Linked DNA regions of Homo sapiens: region 1 is linked to region 2. Evidence: chromatin loops called from intact Hi-C (ENCODE). Cell type or tissue: heart left ventricle. All regions are shown on one strand. Region 1 has its middle 44 kb from the start of MFSD1. Region 2 overlaps IQCJ-SCHIP1 (IQCJ-SCHIP1 readthrough).

Region 1 (2,500 bases), 970 kb before region 2:
TTGGAGGGAAGCCGAGGCGGGAATCCACCATGATTTAGCACTGGCTTGGGTCTGGCAGTCCACCCACATGATCTTACTTAATCCTCAGAACAACCTTGTGAGCAAAACATTATTACCCCTGTTTTATGATGAGGAGATTGAGGGTCAGAGAATCCTCTAGGGCCTATTAGGACCCCTAGTCTAGTAGGCAGTACTCTGATCTGGCCCATGGGCTAATGCCCTTCAAAGGACTGTTTTGGGGTAGTGAGAAGTGCTCAAATCCCACCTGTGCCAGGAACAAGTATGCCTTCTAAAGCGCTCACCATATCTCTGAGCCATGATTTCCTCAGCTGTTGTAAAATGAGACAATCCCTTTCTGGGGAGACTGCTGTGAGAATTACCTAGAAGAGAGGCAAGTGCCCCACAGGGCTGCCACGAGGGAGAGAACCCACACATTTTCTCTTTCCCTCTCTTCCCTCTGCCTCTTTTAGAGACAGTGGTAACCTGGAGACCTGAGCTCTTTGGTTTATGTGGCTGGGTGGGAGGGCAGGTGTGGCTTTGCTACCCCAGGATGGACAGGGTCACTTTATCCCTGTCTGTTACTGTCTGTGGACCCAATTTTATCCACCACTGATTCATATGTTGAAGCCCTAACCCCAACGTGACTGTATTTGGAGTAAGAAAGTAATTGTGGTTAACTGAGGTCATAAGGATGGGGCCTAATCTGATATGATTGGTGTTCTTATTAAAAGGAACACTGGCTGGGCACGGTGGCTCATGCCTGTAATCCCAGCTCTTTGGGAAGTAGAGGTGGGAGGATCATTTCAGGTCTGGAGTTCGAGACCAGCCTGGCCAACATGATGAAACCCCATCATTACTAGAAATACAAAAATTAGCAGGGCGTGTTGGCGAGCGCCTGAAATCCCAGCTACTCGGGAGGTTGAGGCAGGAGAATTGCTTGAACCCGGGAGGCAGAGGTTGCAGTGAGCCAAGATTGTGCCACTGGACTCCAGCCTGGGAGACAGAGTGAGACTCCGTCTCAGGGAAAACAACAACAGCAACAACAACAACAACAAAACAGAAACAAAGGGACACCAGAAAGCTTGCTCTCTCTGCCATGTGAACACATGGATTTAAATCTGTGAGTTGACTTTAGCATTTAATATTTTATCTCCATCTGGAGAATATCTTGAACAAATGAAACCATTTGATGGAGTCTCATAAATGCCTTCAGACAGTAAAAGTTTGTTTTTATAAGTTTTTAAAAATAATAACTTGATTCATATGTACAATTCTTAATTTGCAAAGATGAACTAGGGACTTATTTACATCACAGCATAATTACTTGATTTTTAACAGGTTTATATAAGGGGGGCCCCCTGTGTACAATTAATTAGGTGGTGGATTAAAGTAGCAGGTGGTTTTTTTGGAATTAATTTTCTAACGTGCTTCAAATCCACTGGATAACTTGATGTTATTTGTCCACCTGACCACTAGGTGGCAATAAAGACCAACAGGTTACAATCCCTCCCGCTACCTGCTGCCCCGCCTCAACCCCAGAAATGGAAGCCAGAATTAGGGTCTTGTCCAGGTATAGCAGCTGTGAAAGAGATATGATTCATTGAAGACATGTAAAAAAATCCCACCGATCAAAGAATCTCCTATTGGTCTGTTGTCTGCAGTTACTATGTTAGGTTCACACAAAGGAATAGAGTGTAGCCAGTTGAAAGCTGCCTGTTGGGATGATTCTTCAGACTATCCCGTGAGATAGGCATGGCAGGCACCTTTCCCCCATTTTACAGCTGAGGAAACTGAGGTTCAGAGAGGTTAAGTAGAAGTCATGTCTGTGGTGATTTGGGGAAAGCCTGGACTTTTTACAAAGCAAAGATTCAGCAAGTTCCCAGATTTCCGGGGAATGTTTTCTTACCTACTTGTCCCTCCAGTGCCTGTCACCACCACCTGGAAGAAGAAAGACATGGAAATAAAATAGCAAGTCATCTCTCAAGTCACTAGATATAGCACCTCTGTCATAGATGACAGAACCCTAGCTCAAAAAGCATGATCTGGAGATAATAAAAAGAAAGATAATATATAATATTAAAATAAAAACTGACAAGAGTGAGACCCCTCTCCCATCCAAGTACTAACCAGGCCCAACCCTGCTTGGCTTCTGATATCAGGCGCATTTAAGGTGGCATGGCTGTAGACACATAGCAACCCTATACTCAGTTTAAGATATACCTTGAGTCTGATCATAAACGGCACTGATGTTAGCTTTTTAATGATTTTGTATTATATTTTTACAACGTAGGCTTACATTTTCTCTGTACCTGGGCCCCTCTTCCATGTTTGAATTGTCCTGAAATATGGGAATCCAAGGGCTTTTATTTTTTCACAATCAAAGCAAATTGGGTTCTTTAAATAATTTAGAAGACTTTCTAGAGACAGTGAGTACTTAATTTCAATAATTAATTTGTACAGCAGCTTGCACATTTTTGTGTTCTGTTTACAAGGATCTGAC
Region 2 (2,500 bases):
TGAGCCTGTTACCATGCCTGCATTTATCTCAAGCGCTTAATAAATATGCGTGGATTAAATGAAGGAATTAAATACCTATGATGAATAAAACTAAGCTAATAGTGACCCATCAACATCAGAAATATAACCAATACTTAGGTAAAGAATTTTCTTTTGCAGACTAAGAATGATTGCTTTGCATGGCTGGTGAAGTCTGAAGGAGAAAAGCAAGCAATGGGGTGGGGTGGCGGGCTGCGGGTGGCGGGGTCGAGGAGAGGTGCATTGTCAATGACAGCAGCACTGAGCAGATTCTAATGACTTCACTGTGGTACAAAGCAACCTGGACACTGAATTGCATCTGGTTTCCAATGAAAGAGAACCACTTAGAGTGCTTAGCTGGGTTTAAAGCAGTTTCCTCACTTTTGTGTGGCCACTCTGGGTGTTTGCCCGTATCTGTACTTCTGTAGCTGACTTTTTAAAATGCCTGAACTTTGGCTTGTTTTTCTTCATGGATTACTAAAAAAAAAGAATACTTTCTTCTACTAATTAGATTAGATTAAAGTTAACCCATGGGACCCTTTGGCAAAGTACTGAGTAGATTAATACTTCTTTTCAGCTAGAGTTTTTGTTTTGTTTTGTTTCTGACAACAGAGAAGGAATGGAGTGTAACCTGTTACCTTCTGGTGAAATTCCTCATTGTGCTTTTGTCGCTGTATTCTTACTGTGTGCAAGACCCGCCAGTCACAGGCTCTAAGTCTAAGCCTTGGTTTGAACGGCCTTGGGAATAAAGTAGGTTTCCCAGACCCTCCCTAGGGCCCTCATTGTTTTGATTTTCCTTTTTACACATATCCACCTACAGTGTGCTACAGCCCAAAACCCAAACTTAAAAATAAACATGCAGTCCCCTTTTATTTATCCAATGGTGAGACAGGCCATCAGCAGCTGCAGTAGACTGAAGCCTAGAGGTAGACCCTCAAGTCAGACAACAGCCCTCTCCACAATAATCAGCCAAGGAGTGTTCACAAAGCCAGCATATCTTACACCCAAGCAGGACAGGAGTGTGGATCGAGGAGTAAGCTGCTGTGGTGTGGAAATTTCATGCATCCTCAAATGATGTAGATGAAGAAGGCATTTTACATCAAAGTAGCACCTTCTATGCTCTTATCGTATGGCCCCAGAGTGCTGTGCCTAATGCTAAAGTTCTGGGGAGAGAAAGTGGTTGAAAAGCTGTAAACAAATAGTTGGGTAGACTTTAAAGTGGGGACAATAACACTCTGAGATTCAAAGTAGAAAAGAGCAGGCAAAGTGCAGCATTGATCACTTGGAAACCTCCTGACATTTTGTCACCAGCTTCTCTCCTCTATCTCCCCTCTGAGGATTTACTAATCACCTCAGCTTTGTGTCATCCTCCCCAGGAAGGGGCAGTGTGGAGCCGTGGTAGAGCACTGCCTGGGAATCTGCAGGGCCAGTGGGGCCACCTGCCCGCAGCAGAGCCTTTGTGTGACCGTAGGGAAGCCTGGGGCAGGGAACCACTGCCCCTGCTACCAGCATGCTGTCTGTCATCAGCACCAGGAGCTGTGCCAGGGGCTTTGCAATCCTGATCTTATGCAGCCTTCATACTGCAAGCAGCACTTGCTGGAGCAGCCTGTCCAAGGTCACAGAGCAAAGGTCAGCTGTGTCCAGCATGGAGGCCCTGCTCTAGTCCATGGTCATATCACAGGTCCTTTTCCTTTTTGACAGCATTTGGCTTTTGTAGATTAACAAAATTATATATTCCAAGTTCTTAATTTTAATTGAAAAAAAATTAACTGTGTGGTCCTTACCCTCTGTCTTAGTTGTGTATTGCTGTATAAATAATAGTTTACTACAGTTTAAAAAAACAGACATTTACTATCTCACAATTTCTGATCATCAGGAATCCCAGAGCTGCTTAGCTGGTGTTTGTGGCACAGAATTTCTCATGACACTTTAGGCAGAATGTGCATTGGGGCTGCAGTCATCTGAAAGCTTGACTGGAACTGCTGGAGGGTCCTCCTCATTCACATGACTGGAGGCTGGAGCCCTCAATTCCTCACCACGTGGCCCTCTCCGTGGGCTGTTTGTGTGTTTTCATGACATGGCAGATAACTTCCCCCAGTGCTGGTGATCAGAGAGAAAGAAAGAGTGTGGGAGCTTGGGGGAGAGAGAGAGAGGAAGAAAGAGATGGATGGATGAAGCTGCTGTGCCTCTTTTGACCTAGCCTCTGTGGTAGCAGGTATGTCACTTCTGCTTTTTGTTTCTGTAGAATAAAGTCACTATATCCAGCCCACACTTAAGGGGAAGGGAATTAAGCTCTCCTTTTCAAGGGAAGAATATCAAAGAATTTAGGGACGTATTTTAAAACCACCTACCTTCCCCAACCCATATATGTAAATCTTCTGAGGCAAAAAACAAAACAAAACAAAAACAGAAAGAAAAAAGCCCAGCATCACTACTAAAAGTAAATGGCACTGCTCTTTATCTGCTTGACTGTCACTTGCAT

Evidence for each region. Hi-C counts contacts between places; a loop is a spot of excess contacts. Peaks named below come from ENCODE experiments on the same cell type or tissue, not always from the same donor. Only the 100,000 strongest peaks of a DNase experiment are listed, where the experiment ranks them.
Region 1: a loop joins it to region 2, with 3 times the contacts of the local background. A loop is called at or near these places in 17 of 110 quality-filtered maps.

Annotation. Positions count from the first base shown.
Region 1 is chr3:158,844,471-158,846,970 of GRCh38, forward strand. No RefSeq gene overlaps it. Among named protein-coding and RNA genes, the nearest start is that of MFSD1, 44 kb to the left of the region's middle. RefSeq lists an enhancer at 1,410-1,704. In heart left ventricle, a CTCF peak has its summit at 1,485 (motif pointing right); no DNase peak of the experiment used is centred here.
Region 2 is chr3:159,817,085-159,819,584 of GRCh38, forward strand. The region is part of intron 4 of IQCJ-SCHIP1 (IQCJ-SCHIP1 readthrough); the gene reads left to right. The region is part of intron 2 of SCHIP1 (schwannomin interacting protein 1); the gene reads left to right. All of the region lies in intron 1 of LOC101928351 (a long non-coding RNA gene), which reads right to left. Among named protein-coding and RNA genes, the nearest start is that of IQCJ-SCHIP1-AS1, 50 kb to the left of the region's middle. In heart left ventricle, a CTCF peak has its summit at 1,387; a DNase peak (open chromatin) is centred at 1,507; H3K27ac peaks cover 593 bases.